Regions from separate parts of the Mus musculus genome. Here all the other regions are linked to region 1. The links are chromatin loops, found by intact Hi-C in ENCODE. Cell type or tissue: heart. All regions are shown on one strand. Each heading gives the region's core, and the rest is flanking DNA. Links, peaks and the distances in the headings are about the cores only.

Region 1 (8,057 bases), core at 1,378-6,377:
AGGGCGAGCGGGCCGAGGCTGTGCCCCCGGCCGCCGGGATCATTTCGCAGCCGATTATCGATGTTAAACCTGCCCGCGCTAATTTTGAGTTGCACGAAAACTGCTCAGAGTCTGTGTGTCTCTGTGTCTCCGCCTGTGCTAGAGCGGCAGCGGCGGCGGCGGCAGCGCTGACTCGCGGGCGGGCGGGCGGGCCGCGGGCTCGGCGGGCGGCGGGCGAGCACTCCACTCGCCCGCGCTCCCCGCCGCGCCGCTCAGACCCCGCGGGGCCGGCCGGACACCGGGCAGGGCGCTCCCCGCCGCCGGGCCGCACCGCCCGCCCAAGCCCCGCGCCCGCCGCGCGCACGCGAGCCACCAGGCCGAAAACAGCCCCGCCGCCGGCCGCCTCCGTGGGCCACCGGCTGCGAGCGCCGAGAACGCCGTGTGTCCCGCCGATCGCCCCCCCGACCCCGGGCGCCTGCTCCCGGGTCGGAGCAGACTTTTCCGAGCAGGCCAGCGAGAGGGAAATACAAATTAAAACTTCCACTCACCTTCGCGAATCCGCCTAAAGTAGTGACTCTGGTGTAGAGCCCGTGAAGATCCAGCTCCTTCCCACCCACCGCAGGGATCTTCTTAAACGGCGACCTGCGGGCGACAGAAAGCCCCGCACTTGTCACCGGGACCCCGCGCCCGCGGCGGGCCCCCGTTCGCCCCGGCTCGCCCCGGCGCTGCCCCCCCGGTCCTGCTCTCACCCTCTGCTGTGGTGGAACTGCCGCAGCTCGTCCAGGAAAGCCAGTCCCTTCCTCCGCTCGTCCGGAGGCGCCTTCCCCGTCGAGTTTGCCATTATTTTGCCAAAGGAGGTCTCCCGAAAAAACCCAGATCGCGGTTCAAACGCGGCCCCCGCTCCCCGCGCTCCCTACCAGCGCCCGGAGCCCATTCCTCGGCCGGCGGTGGCGGGGCTCAGTCATGGGCCGGCGGTGGCGGCGGCGGCGGCGGCGGCGGCGGCGGCGGCGGCGCAGGGAGGGAGGAGGGAGGGGGAGGAGGCGAGGAGGAGGGGAAGGAGGGAGCGGGAGGCCAGGGGGAGCGCAGGGCCGGAGGGAGGGGAATTTCTAAAAAAGTTTAAAGAAACGGGAGCGAAACTAGAGGGGCAGGCGACGGGCGGCCGGGCGCGGAGCCGCGGGGCGAGCGCGGCCCCCACCCTGCCTCGCCGCCTCCCGCGGCCCGGCTCTGGGCCGCCTCTCAGCGCCGCCGGCCCTGGCGGCTCGGCCCGGGGACGCGATTCAACATGGTGCTGCGGCCGGGGGGCGCACGAGCCGACCGGGGGCCGGGCGAGCCGAGGCGAGGGGCCCGGGCGGCCGCAGGCCTGGGAGTTGCGGCGGCGGCGGCGGCGGCGGCGGCGCGGCGGGGCCGGGGCAGGCGGGGCCGCGTGGGGAGGGGGAGGTCTGTGTGGTGGCTTGTGGAGAGCGGGGTGACAGCGTGGATCCGGGCCGCGGCTCCGCGGGGCCCTCGCACACATTCACGCGCGGCGGCGGCGGCGGCGGCCCGGGCGTCCCCGGGCACAGGCTCCGGCGGCAGCCGAGCCGCTGCGCGCCGCCCGCCGGCCTGCCTGCCTGCCCGCCAGCCTCCCGTTCTCTGCTGCCGCCGCCACGGCCGGGCCGCCAGCGCCGCACAGCGCCCCCCGAGGGCCGGCCGCGGCACTGCGCCTGGCTCCACACGGTCGCGGCGGCTCCTCGCGGGGAACAATAGACTCGGCTCGCCCGGCTTAGGGTTCATCTGCAATGTGCAGCACATTTCACACGCACACAAAGCGGGCGGAAAGGGGGGCGGCGCGGGGAAACGGCCACTACCGGTTGTTCCGGGCTTAGGGGTGGAGGCGATGTTCGCGTCCCCGGCGGCGCCCGCCGGGCCTCCGGCCACACTGAGAAGCAGGCTCGCTCGGCGCAGCCCCGGCGGCCGCGGACGAGTCCGCTCGCCCCCTCTGGAGACGTTGCTAGCGGGAGGCGTTGGCCTCCGGGCTTCATCGTGCTAGCACGAAGCCCGCCGAGCACATGGTCCATGATGGGGCCGTAAACTCACTTTGACAAACTGTAGGATCGAATAGGCTGGAAACTGCCTGCCCTACTTTTGTGGAGCTAGAGTAAGGCTTTTCACTCGTCCTCCCTTTTTTGGTCGGTTTGGTGCACCGAACCCGGAGGTACGCAAACGGTAATCGCGCCTGTTGGGAAATAACCTCCCAACTTTGAGAATAACACTGCTTAGGTCTTTTTTTGCACTAGTATCTGAAAAAGAGGGCAAAATGTTTTTCCCTTTCAGTTTAAAAAAAAAGAAAATGTGTACATAGGGAATTCAAAATTTGTATCTTTTTTTTTTTTTAGTACCACTTAAATTTGCATTTACCCGGGTGTTGGAGCCCTCCCCGGTCTGCAAATGTGGAGAGCCTCATGCTTCTCCTTTGGTCTACTAGGATTCCCATTTTAGAGACAGCCACCAGTGGCAAAGTCACTAGCCCAAGGTCACAAGCTGGTAAGAGTCTGGATGGGTTTATTTCAGGTAGTCTTTCCGATGGGAGCACCTATCGGGTGACGGGGAGGAGTATATTAAAAAAAGAGAGAATTATGTAATAGAGCGGAGCGTGCTTCCGGTACTCACTCTAGGAAACGGGTTTATTTCCCAAGTAAAGTTTATGTCTTCAGTGGGGTCGGGATAAGGTGTGGCTAGCAAATTCCTGACACCCGAGGACCAGTGAGTGCCTCGCAAGCCTGTGAGGGGCGGAGACCCTGGCCGAGGAGGAGGAGGAGAAGCCGGCCGGGCCCGAGGCGAGGCGAGGCGCGCTGGTGGGGAGAGCCGGGCTGGGCCAGCGGCCGCCCCTTCCCCCGCCGCCTCAAGGGCAGCGGCGAGCCGGGCTGGCCGGGCTGTGCGGATTCCCTGCGCTCCGCACTTGCGCACGGCCCCTTGCGTAACCGTCAGCGCCGGGGATTCCCTAGAGGGGGGTCACTCTCTGCAACCATTACACACAGCCGAGCTCCGGCCGCCGCGCCTCACAAAATGGCGGCGCCCATGGATCCGCCGGGCGGCCGCTCCCCGGGCCCCATCTTGTGCGCGAGGCGAGAGACCCGTCACCGTGGAATACCTCCGCCGAGGATGCAGCGGACCCGGGGGGGAAGCCCGCGTGGGGTGTGGGGGGGGGGGAAGGACCGCGTTGCCAAGGACGTCGGCGACTCCTGGCCCGGCGCGCCCTGTCCTCTTCCGTCTTCTCCGAGCGAGGCCGCGCGCCACGGGAAGGGTAGCTGAAGGCAGAGGCGGGGTGGGCTGGACTGGACTCGCGGCGGGGTGACCGCGGGCCCCGGATCCGGAGGGACGAGGACCGGGAGGGCCCGCCGCCGTCGTCGTGCGCGCTCGCCCGCGGGGACCGCGGAGGGCCTTCCGGCTCCAGGACCGCGGCGGAATCGGCGATGCCCGCGGTGGCGGCCCAAGGCGACCCGGCGGACGGGCCCTGCAGCCGCGGGCGCCGTGGGGACGGAGGCGGCACGAGCCCTGACTTTTAAAGTCGTCGGAGCCCAACCTGGGACTACTGTACGTTGTTGATGTCTCTAGGTGGACGTCGGAGCGTCCTTCCACCCCACTCCTGCGCCGCCGGGCAGGCAGGCAGGCGGACTGGCCTGCTTGGCTTTGATTGTCAGGTCCAGGAGCAGAGTGGAGGGATGACATGTCGGCCCTTTACAAGGGGGAGGCTGACACTCGGAAGGCAGCGAATGCTACGAGTGTGTGTCTATCCACACACGTACTTAGTAGCAATTTTGGTTTTCAGAGAAAGTGTCAAAGGCTTGGAGGGAATCTAACCTTTTAAAGCTTTTCCAGGAATTTTTTAGGGTTGCTTTCTGTAGAAGAGGTGTAATCCTCAAAACGGAAGTCTACTGATGGATAGAATTTAAATTCTTAACACTTTGACTAGTCTCTGTTTAGTGAATACAAACCTAAAAGTTGATGTTATCGGATGGATCACAGAGCAGTTCAATTTTCCTGAAATCAGCGCGGGGGGGGGGGGAGGGAATAGGAGACCAAAAGCAGCCATCTGGTTATTTGCTTGGAAAGGAAAACTTAAGGGCAGAGGGGAGTTTATCTGGGTTTCTGTGTCATCTTCCAGTTGCATTAGCCATTGTGCTTGTGTGGTTCTGTGGTGACTCGTTGAGATACTATGATGGCACCTGCATATTTCCGTCTGAGCACTGAACAGTCGCCTTCTGCACATTCCACAGCCCATCTTCTGCCCCGCCCTGTGAGTGCTGCTGGCCCATGGAACACAACATAGTTCCTGGTCCGGTGTGTTCCTACTGATGGCTACCATATTTGATAAGTTTAGCTACGACTGCTCAGTCTTTATCCCTCGCAAGGATGCCGTCTGTGTCTTAGCACTCACCCAAGCCGCAGGAGAATATTTTTATGCTTTTGTACTGAAGTAACCCCGGTGGGTAGTATCACATTTCTTATTACCATAATACATTCCCAATAGTGGGCAGCATAGAGCAGGTGGAGCCTACACAAGGCGTGTTAGAGATGTGCTGACAGTTTTACAATAGGTATTCTCTAACTAATTTGATGTAAAGTACAATATAGCTCAGAGCTTTCAAGCATTAATGAAAAGCATTCCCTTAAACATTAAAGCGAGAGTGAACATTGTCCAAACCTCAGTACAGCTTACTGTTCTGATGAGAAATGCGACAAAGACTTTATGCTAGGAGAAATGTCTATCTTTTTTTAGTAGTGACTGCAAGTCCAAGTCAGAGATTCCTGCTGTGTAGATCTTTGTCCCATACCATCTGTCTGCTTCATCACGAATTATAAAAGTTCCTTTTCAAAAAAGCATGTCAAAAAAAATTAAAAAAAAAAAACCCACCCAATTTCAAATTATTCATGTCAGGCATGGGATTTCAAGGAGCAAATTAACTTAGGTGAAGACTGGGCACGTCAGCTCAATTTGAGATTTTGGGTTACTGTAAGGTCTACAGAAATGATTTGGTTGGTTGAAGACTTTTGTAGTTAAATTGGCATTTCTTTGAAGATGACGTTAAGAACTCTTAGTGAGCTGAGAGAATGCTTTTGTGGCTTGCTGCTTTTGTTGGGATCTGCTGCGGTTGTACCTGTGTGCCAACTTGTCTCTCTGAAAATTTGATCACAACTTCGAATAACAGAGGTGTCCTTTCCCTTCTGGTGGTGAGTCTTGGCAGAATGAATAACGTTTTTTTTAAAGGAAAGGAGGAAAAGAGCTATTCTGCAGAGTAGGACAGCGCTAATGTAGACAGGCGCTCTCGGCTCTTCAGTTGCCAGCTTTCCAGGTGATTTGACACAAAAGGATCTGGTAAGCTGCGGGACATTTTTCTCATTTTCACTAAATATTAGAAGTTAGTCTGTAGATGAGAACAGTGCAATTTTATTTAAAAATAAATGATCGCTTTCAATTTGAAAAAAAAATGATTTAACCAGAATATTAAATCGTATGCATTTATAATAATACACCCTGGAGGTAGCATCCCCATGGGTTTTGGCAGAGGGCATTGGCCTTAGATGTTTAAGTCACTTTTCTAGTCCTGAGATTTTTCAGATAGTTTAATGGAATACATTTATGCATTCTTAATTATTTCTTTTTTGGTCACTGAAACTACTTATTATACATTTAGCATTTTAATACTTTGTTTATTCTGTTTAATAACATCTACATTTGGGAGGGCATATATACTAAGCCAAGCAGCTATTTATTGTCAGTGTTGATTACAAACCCACTAAGTAAATAGCGGTCGAATGCCTGCCTTGGTCAAGAGGTGGAGAAGGAAGAAGAGTCTGACCGGCCAGAAATCAGTGTTGCAGCCGTGGAGGCTATCATGAAATAGTTACACAATAGGATTCTTAGTTTTCAGTACTTAACCAGAATCTTTTAACATAGAGTTACATTTGAAATTCAATTTCAGGCAGGGTTGTAGCTCTCGGCTGAAATCTCAGCCTTGGTTACTGTGACAGGATTGTGAGTTCCGTGATAGCCAGAGCTACAATTGTGAGACCCTGTCACAGACAAGGTAAATCAGTTATTTTGGGGGACAATTAGATATAATTCTGTATAAAATAGCATCGTGGCATCATATCAACAGAGGGATCACAGGGTTAGTGATTACTCAAAGTGTAATGTTCATAATAAGCACTTAAATCATAGTCTCTGAAAACGCAGATCCATGGGTCTAATAATTAACTTTATTTAAGGGAGCGGCAAGCAGGGGAATGTTCAGTGACTGTTGTACACACACACACACACACACACACACACACTGAGCATTGTTTTGATGGAGTTTTATCTTCTGTTTCAATTTTTTGGTACATTGACTCCCTTCTACATTGCACTTTGCTATTAATTTAAAAAATTAAATCCAAAGACATATTAATTTTGTGTTTAATGCAGACTTAATTTTTGACTAGCTGTAAAGCTTAAGGAATTGGCAATCATGTTGGCAAGACAATAAAACAGGAATTAAGCTGAAGTGCAGAGCTGTGTAATAGGATTCATGGAGCGCTGTAGTTTTTCTTTGACTACATGAGTTAGAGTGATAGTGACTTATAATTGAATCTTTTTAACTCTTCTGTTTCTCAAAGACCTTGATTATCTGTTTTTCTCTAGCATCAGAATGGAAGCTTAGTGGCGTATACTGTAAACAGAAATTCAGATTTCATAGTATTGTAAGATAGTTTTAAAGCAAACTCCCTTTTATTATCAATATTGATCACGATAGCAGGTAGTGTTGTGTTTTATAAAAAGAAGGAGAAGCCAGGGATGTGTTTGGTGGAGGCGTTGTAAGATGTGGAGGAAGGCCATGCCTCTGCGGGCCTTTGCTGAGGCATTCCTTTCCCTCTGAGGTACCAGTCACAGGACGGGATAATATAGAATAGAGTTTATTTAGGGCATGGAAAGTTGAGAGGAAGGGAGAAGAGGTGTAGAAGCCAACCTTGAGCACGTGGAGGGGGAAGTGAATGGGGAGAGGGGAAGAGGATAAGAGAGCAGGAACAAGAGAAGAAAGAGCAAGAGAGAGGAGGGGGCAAGCAGTCAGGCACACTTGGCTGTTGCTAAGTAACCGTGGGCGGAGCCTAGACTAAATGCCAACAGGTAGCATTGGTAATTAGTGATGGGTTGTTTGTAGCATCTGTTTCCTTGAACCCCATTTAAAGGCATTTCTTACTCAGATATTGGGGTTAACAAGAGGTTGGGTGATGCCCCCTTGCTTTGAGACTTCACTCTATTCCCATGGAAGCGGCTGTGCCTTAAACACTGCCATTTGCCAAGCCCGGTGTTGTCTGCTCCGTTGAGCTGAGGCCACAGAACTAGTAACACCGTCGGGTCGGGTTGGATAGTAACAGGGCCATGGCCACAGCCATGGGGTTGGCTTGGATTTACTACGCCTGGGCTCCTTCCCTCCCTCCCCAGCTCTGTTCTGTGTGGGTTTCTACAGTGTCTTCGGAGCTAACCGTGTCTAAGTTGGAGGTGTCCTCCAGCCTTGGGAAGCAAGGTGTGGTCATTCAGAGGGCACTGTAGTATGTATAAAGTTCAAGCTACTTGACAATGACAAAGACATAAGAAGCTTAGAAGATCATTCAGGAGTCTTTCTGTTGAAATGGTGTTGGCCTCCTGCAAAAAAGCAGTTTGAAGCTTTCGCTAAGGAAAACCACTTAGTGGAAATAGTGAAAACTAGCAGACATGCATTTGTGTGATAGTCTTTAAAGTTCTTTTTAAAGGAGCCTAGATATTATTTTGGTTGTTATTCCTCTGGAAAACTTGTATAAAGGATTACATGAATCAAAAGGTCATTTCACATTTCATTCTTTGACTAACTGGGTATGCCTACTAGAATGACATGAGTATTGTTTTATCAGGGACAATGTATGGGTGACATTCAACCAAGTGTTCCAGTGCTTTGACTGTTAGAGCTGCTGCTGTTTGCTGTGGCATCTGAGGCTTGCAATGGAGCATTAGCCCAGAGTGGCTTTTGTAGATATTTTTAGCTTTCATCGAGTTTTTGTGCCTTGTCTGTGACCCGGTGTATAGT
Region 2 (8,057 bases), core at 1,945-6,944, 150 kb after region 1:
ATTTATTCATTCCCTTTGGCCCATGCTGTTCCAAGCACCTCACTTGAAGAAGTAGCTGGAGATGTAAATAATTGTGAGCGCTAAAAAGAGGTTTATAGTCTGTTGTCCTTCACTGTGTTTAATACGTCAAATGTCTGACGGTAGTGGCCAAGTGAATGGCCACTTGCTGCTGCAGTTGTCATCTGCAGCCATTGCAACTTAAAAATCGACAGAGCTTATAAACTGCAAATACTGATATAACCGTGTTTAGCAACATAAACATTTGTATCAATTATGTGGAAAAATGCAAAAAAAAGGGTTGAAGGTAATGTGTCAATATGTAACAGTTGTGCGTGCTTGGGTTATAGACATTTTTCTTTAAAAAAAAACTTTTTCTTAGTAATCGTTTTAAGTTTTCCAAATAAATTAAAAATATATAAATGAATGCTCTTGAAGGTTTTATTTTATTTTATTTGTGTGTATGTGTGTGTTTTAAATTACTGGCGTTGTTCATCAACTTCAGAGTCACCAGAGAAATCAGACGTAATAAACTTTTTACTTTATTTATTTAGTTAGCATATGATGGGCGCATGTGTAGGGTGTTCATGGAAGTCAGAGGCAATCTTGTGGAATCAGTGCTCTCCTACCACGTGTCTCCCAGGGACAGAATCCGGCCCTCGGGCTTGGTGGTGAGCTCTTTATCTCCTGAATCATCCAGGAGGGCCCTGATAGAATGAGTTTTGTAGCTACAATATTTTAAAGTTCGAATTTGTTATAAATAACAAATAAGTAAATAACGCGTGCTAGGAAGAATAATGGCCTGTCTGAGAAGCTCGTGCCTCAGTCCCCAGCGCTTGTCACGATGCTAAGTCTCCCAGCAAAGCGAAGATGTTTCAGATGGAATTGGCGTTCCTAGCTGGGTTTTTAGGTGCCAGGACAACAAAGATCCTGTTATATTTGGATGTACCATGCCCCTCTTTTGATAGATTAGTTATGACTAACACTTGGCCTGCAGCTGGTCATGCTGGTTTGGAAAGTGTGAATTGCTGGGACATGGCGACTCCACTGGCTTGCAAAGGTCACCAAGGGTCAGCCTGGATGGATATCTGGTTCCCGTCAGGGTCTCTGCTTACTGATTGGTGCTTTGTGAGAAGCCACGAATAAAGATAGAACCACCGCAGGCTGGCCTACTATAGCTGTTGGAGGATTGCATACTCTAAGCTCTACACAAACAAGCCCCTCCTCCCTCAGGATAATAAACACGGGTCCTTATAAGTGGAAGATGAAACCTACCGAGAAAACCAGAGAGATTCAGTGGGGTGAAAAGAGTGTGATCCAATATGGTTGGCTATGAAGACTGAGAATACATCCAGAAGCCAAGGACCGTGAGTGCCTGTGGATGATAAGACCGCCAAGAGACTGACACCTCCCTTTTAGCCTGGCGAGGACTATTTTGGATTTTTGACCCTAAGCATTATATAAGGTCTGTGGATTTTTACTGCCTCCATGTGGTGTGTGTGTGTATGTGTGTGTGTGTTTGTTTGCATGTGCACATATATAAGGGTGTACACACATGCCACAGTACACATGAAGGTCATAGGAGAACCTTGGGTGCCCTCACAGAATGCCTCATTGTACACAGGGTCATTTGTCACCACTGTGTAAACCAGGCGAGCTGGTACTCGAGTTTCCCATCTTGCCATAGGAGACTGGGATCACAACCGTGCCCCACCTCGCTTGGCCTTATGTGGGCTCTGCCAATCCAAACTCAGATTCTCATGCTTGAGCAACAACAAATTTCCCGGCGGTTCATCTCTCCAGACTCTTTTGTGTTGTTTTAACCACGACATTCCTCCCTCCATTTTAAAAATATTTACTTTTTAAATTTTATGCTCTTGAAGGTTTTTTTTTCTCTTTCTTTTCGTCTACATGTATATATGTGTAACATGTGTGTGCTTGCTACCACAGAGTCCAGAAGGGAGCACCATATCCCCTAGAAGTGGAGTTAGGGACTATTGTAAGCTACTATTTATTTGGATGCTGGGAACTAAACCTGGGTCCTCTGTAAGTGCAGTTAGTAACCTTAACCACTGAGCCATCTCCCCAGCCACTAGACCACTAAGTTTACAGTAATTCATTATAGCAGCGAAAGGAAATGCACACAAGCCATGATGCCATTTTAGTTCCAGTGAGGGCCCAAGCCATCCTTACATCTACACTTGGTCCCCCATTTTATTACCTGGATCATCTTCTGCCCTCGAAAAGACTTACTGATGCTGGCCCCTGCTCTTCGTGCTTGGAGGGGTTGTCACAATTTCTTGGCCATGTGCCAGCCTTTTCCTGAAGTAAGACATCCATCCTTAAGTTACTCCTGTCAGATCAAAGCTGTGCCTAGTACAGCTGCCTCTAGTACAGTGTTGGCACCACACCCTTAGCCTTCCTCTGCCTGCCTGTGTTTCTGCAAGCTTGGAGCTAAGCCCAGAATTGCTGTACATAGGCACTGGAAACACTGTATTACATCAGGGGGGAATAAAAGGATCCTTCAGTGGAGTTGGTCCCCAATAGCATGTGTCCTATTTGGTACTTCTGAGGAGTACCAAGAGCTTGTCACTCCCAGAAACGGATTTTAAAGGCTGCTGTGAAGAGAGACAGGATTGTGTGGAAGGGAGTGGTATGCACTGTTGGAGCAGTTGGTGTCCACACAACACAACAGTGCTCACTCTATTTTCTCAGTCGAAGAATGCAAGACTTGGGAAGATCAATAAACTAGAACGCAGAAGAGCGAGAGTCCAGATCTACATTCTTACTGTGTGACCCAGAGGAGAACCCTGAATCGTCGGGCTGGTTTTGTCTTTTCTCTGCCAGCTTCTGCCTCAATAAGGCTGCCCTGATCTGGGGGCTGATGTTTTCACAGGGGTAGGTAGGAAGGCCTGGGTGCCTGTTTGTAATGGATCGGTGTTGTAGAGGCCTGAGCAGGCTGGCCTTGTCACTGAAGGATGTCTACTCTGAACCAGAGAAGGCAGCTGTCCATCTGTCCATCCATCACCCTCCCACTCCCCACCCCTTTGCCTCCCCTTGGGAGAGAGGCAGAAAGTTGGAAATAAAGGTTTCTACTGAGCGGGTGCAGAACACCAGCCTGTCCCTTAGTGGCTGAAAACCTTTCTTGAGTTTCTCATTCCTTCAACATTTGAACAAAGCCTTGTGGCTTTGGGAGATTCAGGAGGCTGTTAGGTCTCAAACCTGGGACAAATGGTTGAGGTCACTAGTTAACATATCAAAGTGGACCTGGCCAACAGGTCCTCCCAGAATCCCTCAGTCCCTACCTATTACAGGCCCTCCTGGCTGGCATACCCTGTCTTCTAGTCTGAACTCTCCAGCCCAGGGGGCTGGGCTTTTGTTCCCTATATAATCCAACTGTTTTGGATACCTGCCCTCTTTGTACTGTGGGCCTCTTGGCTGCTGCACCTGGTGTTTTGCTCTTCCCCTCTTCCTCCCCCTCCCATCTCCCTTCCCCTCCTCCATCCCCAGAAGGCACAGCTCAGGGTCATGTCCTCTTTTATGTGTCATAAACCTCTTCCACCATTTCTCTCCCTCTCCCTCTTTCTCTTTCTTTCTTCCTCTTCATTCAGAGGCTACCCTTAGTGTTCCCTGTGGTACCTGCCTGTTTCCCAGTCATTTACCAGGGCGCAGTGTCCTGATGAGTTTGTCTACCTTGTATAGAACACCATACTTATTTTTCATTTGTCAGAATAAAATCTGCTAAGTTTAGGGTTTCTTGCCTAAAAATTCCCTAGTTAAAAGGGACTGCTGGTCAAATACATAGCAACTTAGGCTCTTTCCAAGTGGTTTTTGTTTTTTGTTTTTTTTTATTGTTGTTGTTTGTTGTTTTCATTTTCTCTCCTTATTTTTATCATTTGCATGGCCAGCTTGCTTCTACTCCTGGGTTAGAGAGTATGCTGGTGGGAGGGGAAGGGAGAGGTATGCACATCAGAATCATGCAGAGGAATTTTTTTTTAAAACTATGTCTCTTTTTCATCTCTTGTCCTCTGCTCACAACAATGTTCCCAACCAGTCATTGGTCTCTGGGGTGCCTGGTAGGAAACTTCCTAACAATCTGGGCTTCCGTTTATAAGAAGCCAAGACAGGGTAGCTGATTTGGCGAAGTCATGGGGATCTGAGAATGTTAGAGATGGAGAGAAAAAGAATATAAACATTTTAATTCCAACTGGTAGGAAAAAAAAACCTACCAAACCCCAAGCACCCTCATTTCCCATCGCCATTTAAAGCGTGCACAATGGGAAGGGCAGAATGCATGCAGCCATCTTGTGTTTTGTTCTTACGTTCCTGTTCTTTTGGTTCCGTAATTGGAGAAACAATAGTGAAGTCTACATTTCCCCTTTAAATTCTTGGCATTCCCAGAGGAGGTGTCTGAGGACTGCCTCGTGTGTGTGTGTGTGTGTGTGTGTGTGTGTGTGTGTGTGCGTGTGTGTGTGTATAGGAGGGGGGAGAGGGTGGAGAGCGTGGAGAGGGGGGAGGTGTGGTGGAGGTGAGCACATGACACTGTGCTAAGCAGGGGCCCAGGGAGCGGCCCCCATCCCAGCAGGTCCAGTGTAAAGGCCCTAATGTGGCGTGGAAACATGGAAAATTTTGCACCTCCAGCTTTTTTTTTTTTAATATGACAAATTTCAATCCCAAATTAGGTGACTTGATCAAATTGAGCGGTCAGTGACAGTGTGCCTCTGTGATTGGTTTTTAGTCCATCCTTTATTTGTTTCAATTTTAATTACTACGAGCAGGCACTTGGTCAAAAACTTAGATCACTTAAAGGAACTTGTGAGGAAAAGTGATGGCTTTCATCCTTATCCTGAAGAGGGCAGCTCAGGATCTTTGGAAAATTCCACCAGGCACCCATTCCCTCCTGGAGGAGAGAGGGTGATTAAGCCCCTAAAGACCAATCAGTTTAAAGGGCGCACTGTTCTGCCAATCATATTGTGCCTAGTTGCTGATGCTCTGTTCTGCCCCTGGAAAATGTATAAAAACTCGCTGACCAGGCCACTCAGGGTCACAGCTTCTCCTTCCGGTGCAGGATGACCTCAGTGTGCTGGAACAATAAATTCCTCTTGCTTTTGCATCCATCCCCAGCTCCGAGTGGTTCACTCAGAGGGTTCCGATAGCTGAGGCTAGTCAGAGTCTTACCATCCCACCTGGCTTCCGACTTTCATGGATGATTTCCCAACTCAGGACTGTGCTTACCCCTTTTCTCAGTTCACTGCTCCTGAACAACCCTATCAGCTCACCACTGTGAGGGGCAAGGGCTGCCTCACCCATTTCACTCTCAGCCACCAAGCCACCCACTGTGTGCTTCCTTCTCTGCCTAGCCTCTGTTGCTCCTGACCTTATGTCTTCTGTTTGCCAACAAAGGGTAGAAGTCGGACTACCAAATGAAGAGTTGGTGTGCCAGATTTGGGCTCCCAGTATGAGAAAACTTTCTCCAAAGATGGATGTGGGATTCCACGGAGATGCTGGGCTCTGCAAGTGTCTACCAGGGAGAGCTGGGAGAGCTGGTCACTCACCCATGTCACCACAGAAAAGTAAATGTCCTTTAAATTATTTACCGTGAAGGTTTTAGCTTGTGTTAAATCAGTGCTACATCTCACAGGTAAATGAAGTATCCGAGACCATGTGTTCTCAACTAGGGTAACCTTATTTCCAATGAGATGAAAATTGACTGTGAGGTGAACACACACACACACACACACACACACACACACACAAAGACCCACTACGATAAATATAATGACTTGTGGATCTCCACAGGGCCAGAGCTCATAAGCAAATCTATAGTGTATCTGTGTTAGTAAGTGTTCACTGTAGGTAGGAATAGTGAGACATCTGAACAGGCCAAGGAAAGACCAGTCCTGGAGCCCCAGTTAAAAAATGCTTTGCTAAATTCTACATAAAGGCACAAGGTCCTCATATTGCTCAATACCCCTCCTTTGACAAGTCTTCTCTGGTCCTCTTTCCCTTTTATTCCAACGAGCTATGAGATGCTCATCTGGTCCAGTGACCTGCTCTGCAGTTGTGTTAAGCCTGGCAAATAGGGAGGGTGGTGGTAAGTTTGTATTTGTAGCCATTTCCGGCATTTCCAGCACTGAATAGCTAGTAAGTTACAGATCTCCAGAGACAAAGAGCCTGTGGGACTTACGGCTCATACAACTGTACAGGCCGAGAAATTGCACAGTATGCTGTTTGCAAAGTTCAAAACTGGGAATAAAATTTATTCTGAGGCCAGAGGCCTAAGAACTGGGTTGGGGCTTGCCGGACACAAGAACCTGGAGCTCTGGTGTGTTAGGCAGAAAAGACAGGTGTTCTGGCTCTGGAAGACAGCCTGAAGAGAGTCCTTCCTCTGTCTTTTGAATTTGCCCATGTGTTTGCTATAAAGGATGTTGGTGGAGCCGATCTTTACTGAGAACGCCGGCCTATTCTAGAAACACGCACACAGACACCATTCATATTTTATAACTATCTTGAGCCCTGTCAAGTTGAAACATAGCTGAAGGTCCACCTCTGCCAACCTGTCATATACAAGCATTTTTAAAAATTGTACTTAATCTTCAAATAAGGCAGTGGGTCATAATTTGACCTAAAATGATAACATTGACCCCGGGTATATTCAATAATACATTTTTTTATCCTAGAAGATGAAATAAATCTTTGGCTAACATTGCTCTTTCTCCTTAATATCCCATAATTTAATACTATGACATAAAATTAATAATATTTTAGTACTATATAAATACATCTATGTTGCATGACACAGGAATAAGAGAAGGAGAAGAAAAACATTTGCTTTATTTGATATAGTATATATGTGTGTATACACATGCATCTACAAACACACCGACATGTTTGTCACAACATAGGGAGGAAATATTCATGACTGTTACAGTCCTGTCTTATGTAACTGGTCATGTGGTGTAGCTGACATTTGTAGTATCTTCTTCATCTACCCCTTCAGTGTTTGCCCTTTGCCTTCTGCAAGCACCTCAACTGTTCAGGACTCTCTCCCTGGTAGTGACCCAGGCCTTCATACCGGAAGGGTTTGAGTCATCCATTGCCCTTTCTAGATTGGGTGATTGTTGTTTTCCATTGATCCGAGTCACAGAGTATGGTAACACTGGGAGAATCTCCAAGGAGCTCTCATGGGACATACCTTTTCTTACATCCACTGTGGGGTAGTAGTCTAGTTATCCCTAGTAAACTGCATCAATCACCTCCTCCAGCATTTTAATTCCCTTATTTGCCATTTGACTCTGAAGTAGGAGGAGTTCCAGGGGCTGGGTACCAACTTCGTCCTCCAGCTGAGTGGAACCATCATTGTATCTCTTGGTAGAAACACATCTCTTTCTCTTTTTTGGAGCTAAGGGTGCTTGGCTTATACCAGAGCATAAAGTGTTGGGAATGGTAAGCAAAGGTCTTGCCAGTAGGTCACCAAGGGTGATGGTGAATGGTGCCAGGTGGTCTTTTTCTATCTCTTAGTGCTTTAGGTCAATACATTCTGGATATGAGTGAAACAACTCTATTACTTGGATACTTTTGGCCATAGACTGGCATGCATAGCCTCTAGGGAACCACACCCCATCTTTGGAAGGTGTTGCCCCTTGCTGACACTGTGACCAAGTCTCCAAAAGTCCCCTTGTCTATCAACCAGATGCTTTGGGACTGTGGGGAACACAAGCCTAGTGGATTCCATGATCACAGACATATTGCTATTCTTTGCATGTGATATGCGTTTCTGGGTTAGAAGTGATACCGTGGGGAATACTGTGACGATAGATATTAAGGTTTCTCTAAGTCTATAGATGGTACTTTCATCAGAAGCCTTGCATTCAGAGAAGGCAAATCCAGATCCACAGTAAATATCAGTTCTAGCAGGGACATGACGCTGCCTTCCCCACACTAGAACTATAATTAGCGTGATAGAATCTACCTGTTGCTAGGAACTGGTATGTTACCCCAGATAATGGCTCAGTCAGTCTCTGATGCTGGCTAACTAGGACCTCATGCTGCTAATAGAG
Region 3 (8,057 bases), core at 1,945-6,944, 450 kb after region 1:
ATCCACCAATGGATAAAGACCACTGTGGAATGACATAAGTGACATTTACCACACTGAAATGAAATTTCTGCCATTTGCAGTAACAGGGACAGAACTAGAGGACATCATGTTAAGTGAGATTAGCCAGGCACAGAAAGGCAGCCTGCATGCTTTTTTTTTTTTTTTTTTACTTCTATGCAGTAGTAGAGATGCTGGACTCATGGAAATAGAGCAAAATTGTGGTTGCCAGAGACTCCAAAATGTATCCTAGTGAGGGCTGTTAGTAGGCACAGGGTCACCATCAGATAAGGTTTTCCAATGTTCCACAGCACAGTGCAAAAACAATACCAATCTGACTGTCCCCAACATAAACAACAACATACCAGCTATGCTGACCTGACTGTGTGTGTACCTGTGTACACATGTGTGTGGGTCACCCTGTTTCCCATAAGAATGCAAGTACAATGTCAATTAAAAGTTTAAAAAGAATTCAACGAGAGAGTAAAAGCGTCTTGAGAAAAGCAGTTAAATCCATCTATCCTGAGATAGACCCTCAGGGCCTAGCCTGAGATAGACCCTCAGGGCCTAGCCTGAGATAGACCCTCAGGGCCCAGCCAAGGTCTTTGTATACGACTCTAATTGATCTCTAATAAAGGATCAATGGCAAAAAAGCTGAATCAATGGCAAGAAGCGGAATCCTTTACAGTCATAAAGCTAAAGAGACTCTAAGTCTTTCCTGCGATTGACTTTGCAGATGATATTTATGCATCCATATGATAATAGTCTCTCGCACACAAATCTATTCAGAGAAAAGAGTGAAAGGAAAACGGAAGGGGTCACTGAAGAGAGCAGGCATAGACAGGAGACAAAGTTAACGTGTAAAACGGGGCTGAGGGAGCTGAGAGGTGGCTCAGTCAGTAAGCACAAGGATATGAGCCTGGATCCCTAGAGGCTACTTGAAAGGACAAGGACTTGTGGCACTTATCTGTAACCTGAGGGCTGGGGGGAGGAGGGGCAGGGGGACAGAGAGGCAGACTCTTCTCAGAAGCCATCCAACCTAGCTTATCAGTGATAGACCTGGTCCAAAACAAAACAAAACAAAACAAAAACCACCAGGGTGGAGAGATAGAGGAAGGTACCTAACCTCTGGCCCCCACAAGCACACACACCCACATGGCACATGCACATAGCCACAGGAGCAAATACACACACACACACACACACACACACACACACACACACATGTGCACACGTGCACAAGTCCAAACATTCAAACAAGAAAGACGGAGAAATCATACTACAACCACCCACTACACATGCGTTACACTTAGAGAAATACAAAGTGTGTGTGACTGAAACTATTCAAATGACACATGACATATGTATTATTCACATGAGAGGCCAAAGCTTTTAAATTCAGACTCCATTTCAGAGACCCTGACCTGAATTTTGAACTCATGTAAACTAACAGGCTGGTACCTAGCTTTAGTGTCCAAGTTGCCCCTCCCCCTGCCTTCCCCCCCCCCACCCCCACGAAACCCGAGCTTAGCTCCAGTCTCTAGGCTAATCCCCAACAAGACCAGCATCTCCAGGTTACACCATCAACAAGACCAGCATCTCCAGGTTATTCCCCCAACAAACCTGCCTAATGACCACCAATGCAGAGGGGAGCAGAAATTACATTTATGATATGACTCCCAGCACCAGCCAATCATGTTAAAGGCTACAGTAGCTTTTCCAATCATATGCTTGCACACCCACTCCTGCTTGCCGCTTACTATAAAGCCTTGCCCCACAGACATTCGGGGCTCCCCCACTACCAAAACCATCCTGCATGATGGCAATGCATTGAGGGGGCCCTGAGTTAGCTTAAATAGAATAAAGACCCTACTGTGAGTTGGATCAGACCGGCTCCTGTCTATTTGGGGGAGAGGGGATCACTAGCATTTCCCTGGCACCACACACACACACACACCTTGGAGAGCTATGCTGAGGCAAGGCTCCTCAACCTTTCTACCACCTTTGAGCAAGGAGATCTCACTGCGAAGGAGAAATGGGTATGAACAATGATTGACAGGAGAGGGTCAGCTGATCAGGCATACTGGATTTTTTTTTTTTTTTTGTTCTGTTTCTTTTGTCTTGTTTTTCTTTCCCTGAGTTCTGCAAATACTTGAGAGTCTGAGTTGCTTTTTGGCCTCCCGTCCCTAAAATAATGGTTCCCAAATGTCAGTGCAAGAATCAAATAAATAACCACCGCTTGCTAAACTCTCAGAATAATCCGTGCAGTTTGCCAAGGAGAGTCTGGGCTGACAACTGGGCTAGGGGTGGCTCTGCTGTAAAGATCAACCTGTGCAACCCTGCCCTAGGAAAGATATCTCTGGTTTTCAGGTCACAGGGTAAAGGACTTCACAACCCAGCTTTCCCCTCAGTCACTGTACTGACCGCGGTGACCTCTACTGGGTTAATGATCAAACCATCCAGGCAAAACCACAAAGACAGACCATGCCCACTGCCTTCCGTCTCAACTGAGAAAAGTAACTTAGAGAAAAGAATCTACAGATAGGGCGATTATCCCCACATACAGAGCCCTCACAGGAAGGAAAGTTCCTGGCAGGTGCTACCGGGGATGTCTCCACTGCCAGAGGACAAAGGGAAAACTCACCCCTCAACTATTAGCTTTCTTAGTTTCCCAATTGAAATAAACTTCATCCGGGTACTGAGAACATGAATCCAGTGTGCTTAGCCATCAGCTAACAATGCCCAAGGCGGGGAGGGTGGGGGGAACCTTCAGAATATTTAACCTTTTACAAGTTCCTGATTCCTGAACCATGGGTTGCCATTTTAGTTAAAACTTGAAGGGTTTTTGGAATCAGTGCATTGAGTAATATGAGGAAAACTTTAATTTCATGTTTTCTTCTGTCAACTACAGTAGGTCTCTGCTCCCTGTGCTAATGTTCAATTACAGAGCACCTTAATTTCCTTAAATAAAATAAGCCTGGTGAATAAAGAGAGACTTGCACTCATCTGCTTCATGTCCTTGGTCTTAAGGCAGGGAGGAGAGAGGCTCGGAGAGAGTGGGCATGTTTGCAGAGCTGGGGCTCAATCTAGGAACGGCCCAGAGCCTCCACTCACCTCTCCTCCCAATTCAACAGAGCCCTAGCCAGTGAAATGGAGTCAGGGCCTGCACAGAAGTGTGATTGCATGCCTGCTCAGCAGCAGTCCCAGCTTGTTTCTGTGAGACACTCCTTCAGTGAGTCTTCAACTACCAGGACATAAACCAACAAGGGCAGAGGACATGGGGACCTGTGCTTGAAAGACAACACACAGGCACTTAGCAACTGGCTTAGGCACTGGAGAAGTCCCATCCTAAATGAGGAAGGGCCAGAGGCAAGTTTATTTCAACCACACAGGTTCTTCTAGAACTGAAGGCCAAGGTGGGGCAGAGGGCAGAAGGATAAGCCAAATTCCACTAAAAATCAGTTATCTCTTGTTTTAAATCCTGGGACTATTTAACATATCACCTCTCCCTCTTTGTCTCAGTTAATATTCCTCCCCCCTCCCCCCTCTCTCTTTCCCACCCTGGTGGGTTGTTGGGGGGGGGGGGATGTGACAGGGGATGGGATGGGACAGATAAGACAGTCCAAGATGTCTACCAAGCTCTCCAACTGCTTCTGTTTTCTCATAGAAATCTAACATGAGTCCTCCATCCTTGGAAGGGTTAGAGAGTCCACGCTAAGGGCAGGAAGAAGCCTGCACAAGTGCCTAGAGCCCACACACACACAGCCCACCTCCTCCCTCTCTTCTTCGCCTCTTGTACTCTGGTTGAAGTATTTCATAAATAGCTGGAGCTGAGGGCAATAAAGAGCTAAAAATACCAGCACTGAGGGTTTCTAACAGCAAACGGTGCAGCCAAGTCACGGTGAAGGAAGCCTGGAACTGCAGGGGGAATCAGCAAAATTCTCTAGATAAAAGTCGGGGTTCGGGGGTTGGAGGGGACGCCAATGGAGGGAGGAACGAACACATCTTCAGACTGGTCATCTGAGACAAATGCATCCACACGAGAACAAAAGACATTACCAAAAAGAGACACAAAGCAAGAAGCATTTGGAGGACCAAAAAGAAAAAAAAAAAAAACTATGAAAACTCAAACTGCGGCAGAAATTAAAGTCACCAGCAGGCTTGAGCCATCCAATTCCGGGTATGCTCATTAAGTTGGATCAAGAGATCAAAGAGCAATCGTGCAAAGTGTGGGAGCCAATATCAGATGACAGAAGTATTCACAAGCTGAGATAGAGAAAGAAAAAAAAATCCCAGCATATAACACTTTTTTTTTCTTTCTAGAATTAAAGGCTATTTTGCTCCCCAAATTAAACTTTCTCCCCCCCCCCCAAAAAAAGTGGTCAGGCGTGGTGGTGCACACCTTTAATCCCAGCACTTGGGAGGCAGGCCGATTGCTGGGAGTTCAAGGACAGCATGGTCTATATGGGGGTCTCACCCTGTGGTCCTCAGCCCCTTTGGGGTCTGACTGACCCTTTCCCAGGGTAGAGTATCAGATATTTACATTACAATTTTAACTGTAGCAACAAGAGAGTCATGAAGTAGCAACAAAAATGATGTCTGGCTGGGGGGTCAGCACAACATGAGGAATATATGAAAAGGTCACAGCCCTGGGAAGCGTGGGAACCATTGGTCTACATAGTCAGTGAGTTCCAGGTCAGCCAAGGACAACAGTTAAAAAAAGAAAAGGAAAGGCCGGCCAGAGCGAAGGATCTGCTAATGTTTCCACATGTTAACAGGATCTAAATCAGGACTCAAAAAGAAAAGCCCACAAAATCCCAGAGGAAAGGGTTTATATACAGAAGATCAGAGTCTGATGCATAGAACTTGTCAAGAACTAGCTGGAGAAACATCCTTGAGTGCAAGGTCATCAGTTAAAATCCAGGAAGAGGAAGGCATTTTCAGACGTGTCTCTTCCATCTCTGCAACTCCAGCCTTCCTCTGTGAGGCCCTGGGAAATGTGTCCATGGAACACTCAACCAACAGGAAAGACAACACATAGCAAGGCCCTCCTACAAGACAGAGCCTAAAGGAGCTGGCAGGAAGGTGCTAAGTGGAAACCATTCTCTGCCCTGAGAGCAATGGAAGGTTCCAGAGGCTCTTCCTCCAAAGATGACCTTGACAGAATCCCTGTGTGGCTGGTTATATCGAAGAGAGATTTACAACTGGTATAGAATTTGAGGTTGAATTATTCATAACTATATCAAAGATTAACAATGAAAAAAAAGTCAATATTGGCCGTGCAACCTAACCATGAGAGGCAAAAGTAAATCAAACTATATTAAACGGTTCATCTGTGGAGAAGATTCCACAGTTGCAATAAAGTAAACACTGGATATTGATCTCATCCAAATTACAGTACAATTACAATATGATTACAGCTGGCAAAAAAATGAGAACTGAGAAGCAAGGGGCAGGAGGGGATGAAAGCAAACTAAATGCTGGCACCAAAGGATGGTGCCTAAACCTGAGAAACAGATAAGTTACAGTGTCAGTGTGTGGATTAGAAAGGCACACCTGATACCCCCTGACAGCTCACAACTGCCTGTAACTCTAATTCTAGGGGAAGCAGATGCCCTCTTTTGTCCTTCAGGACACAGTACACATAAACTCATGTAGGTATATACATATTCACACACAGAACAAATAAACAAACACGTTTTTACAAAAAGGAAGAAAGAGTTCATTGGTAGAGCACTTGACAAGCAGACGTACACTCTGGGGTCAATCATCAAGCCTAAGAAAATAAAGAGAGAGAGAGTGCATGCTCACTTCAAACATCTCATGAGAGCCAGTACCTACAATATGCCGGACCCTACGCTACATGCAAAAGATGTATCAGTGTACCAACCATAAGATGTTCCTTTGTGGGAACTCACTCTGCTTAGAGAAAAGAAGGACATTAACAGGTTGCTATGTCAGACTATATCTCAGGTAACTATTTGGGGCAGGGTGGGGAAAGGAACGACATCTGAAACCTGAAAGAATGGGACAGAAGTTGACTGTGGGGAAAAAGAAAAGCTTTAGGGGAGGAGGGGAGACCGATGGTGCAATCGCAGAAAAGGTTTGGGTGTGCTCACGACAATGCCTTGGGGTCAGTCACCAAGACTGAAAGAACATAAAAGAGAAAAGAGGCCACCCTCAAATACACCTCTCAATACCCAGCCAATATGACCCCAAAGGAAGGCAGAGAAGAGGAACAAGCTGAAGTAGAGGAATCCAGATGGACTCCAATGAAACGCATTCTGCGAGGCAGACAAGAGCAGAGTACCCCAGCATCACAGAGCTGCCTGATGCAAGAGTGGGCATCGCACACCAGCCAGTAGACTACTGTTGGGGGCAGCTAACAAGGTTGACTGAAGTGGAGACAGAGAAGACAAAGTCAAGATCATTTTGAAAGGAGAACTCAGGTTCTGGAAGGAATGAAGGTACCAAAAGAGTACACATGGTGGGACCCATGGCTCCAGCTGCACATGTAACAGAGGATGGCATCAGTGGAAGGGGAGGCCCTTGGACCTGTGAAGGGTTGATGCCCCAGTGAAGGGGAATGCTAGGGCGATCGGGGGGGGGGCACCCTCACAGAAGCAGAGGGAAGGCGATGGGATGGGGGTTTGAGGAGTGGAAACTGGGAAAGGGAATAACATTTGAAATGTAAATAAATAAGATATCCAAAAAGAAAAAAGAAAAAGATATCAAAGGAGAAACCCGGACCGGTTCCCACCTCATGTAGGTAGTATTTCAACTCTGGAGATGGGGAGGAGGTAACACTGTCCGTCCACAGACAGAGAAGGTACCAGAATAGGAGGCAGGATAGAGTCAGGGACACATGAAGCAAATCTAGACTTCGTTCTTGGAGAAGCAGGCAAATGGAGTGTTTGAAGCTCAAAACAGTTCAAAAGTGTTATATCAAAGCCCTGGGCACAGAAGAATATGCAGAGAAAATGGGGCGCAAAACCATAGCAGGAAAAAAAAAATAAAGTCACCATTCCAACATCCTACAAAGAAGGAAATGCTATCAAAGGACCAGAAAATAGACAGCAGGAACTGGGAAGACAAATTGGGAAGTAATTACAAGAAGGAAGTGAGCCCTGAGTGAGTTTCAAGGAAGTAGCATCCATCCAATCCAAGTAGCATTCCCAAGCTAGGGAAATAAAGCATTGTAGAAAAGAGACAGAAGAAAACCCCGGGATTCCACTCACGGGCCACTGTGACTCGCTGTGCAGGGGCACAGGACTCTGTCTCAGAGTGCTCATCTAGAACACGGGACACAGGAGAGGTGGGGTTCTCAAACCCCAGTTCTCAACGATGAAGCACAAACCACCGACCATTTTGCTCATCCTCCTCCGATGACCTAAGGATCCCGAATAGTGACCCTCAAGGACGTCCCATCCCGCCAAGCTTAGTAAGAGGTCTCCTGGAGAGCAACCAGGAAACCCTGGGACCCACCTGTGAACCAAAAAAGGCTCTGATGGGCAAGCTTCCCACGCTGGAAGCAGACAATGTCCTGGCAGAGAAAACAAGGTTTGTGAGCACGGGGCAGAACTGTTTTATCCGGCTGCTGTGTTTTTCTAGCTCAGGGCCTGTGGGAAGAAAGGAATGCAATGAAGCTAGAATGTCTCATTTGGCTGATGCAGAGACACAGGAGAGGTGGGGTTCTCAAATCCCAGTTCTCAACGATGAAGCACAGATCACCAACCATTTTGCTCATCCAATTCCTCCAAATCAAACACATCTGAGAATAAAATCACAAATTTCTAAACCCATGACTTTAAACCACAGGTGGTCCTTTTAAAATATGCAACTGGCACAGACCGAACCCATTCACGGACCATAAGGCTTCGCTGCACATATACATCCTGGGTCGATCACTGCAGTCAAGTTCATTAGCACATATACCACCTCCCACCCTGCTGGGCACCGCACCCCTAGAACTCACTCACCTCAACTTTAAGAACCAGCTGATGGTACCTGCCCATTCCCCCTCCTCCAGGGCCTGACAACCACGGTTCAGCGCTCTGCTT

The links. Peaks named below come from ENCODE experiments on the same cell type or tissue, not always from the same donor. Only the 100,000 strongest peaks of a DNase experiment are listed, where the experiment ranks them.
Region 2: a loop joins it to region 1, with 2.2 times the contacts of the local background. A loop is called at or near these places in 2 of 42 quality-filtered maps.
Region 3: it touches region 1 in a loop (2.5-fold over the local background); 2 of 42 quality-filtered maps call a loop at or near these places.

What each region holds. Positions count from the first base shown.
Region 1 is chr15:96,280,458-96,288,514 of GRCm38, reverse strand. Gm38469 reads left to right here and starts at 1,117. Exons shown (of 3, transcript XM_011245785.3): 1 at 1,117-2,499. The coding sequence starts at 1,262. The coding sequence ends at 2,005. It overlaps Arid2 (AT rich interactive domain 2 (ARID, RFX-like)), which reads right to left and starts at 993. Exons shown (of 21, transcript NM_175251.4): 1 at 729-993; 2 at 528-621. The coding sequence starts at 820. In heart, for the core only: CTCF peaks have their summits at 1,707 and 4,486; DNase peaks (open chromatin) are centred at 1,764, 2,874 and 4,274; H3K4me3 peaks cover 4,505 bases; H3K27ac peaks cover 3,095 bases.
Region 2 is chr15:96,127,184-96,135,240 of GRCm38, reverse strand. It overlaps Gm38469, which reads left to right. Exons shown (of 3, transcript XM_011245785.3): 3 at 1-424. Among named protein-coding and RNA genes, the nearest start is that of 2610037D02Rik, 67 kb to the left of the region's middle. In heart, for the core only: a CTCF peak has its summit at 4,850 (motif pointing right); no DNase peak of the experiment used is centred there.
Region 3 is chr15:95,832,980-95,841,036 of GRCm38, reverse strand. All of the region lies in intron 1 of Ano6 (anoctamin 6), which reads right to left. Among named protein-coding and RNA genes, the nearest start is that of Gm17546, 6.9 kb to the right of the region's middle. In heart, for the core only: a CTCF peak has its summit at 4,188; DNase peaks (open chromatin) are centred at 4,746 and 4,856; H3K4me3 peaks cover 668 bases; H3K27ac peaks cover 2,917 bases.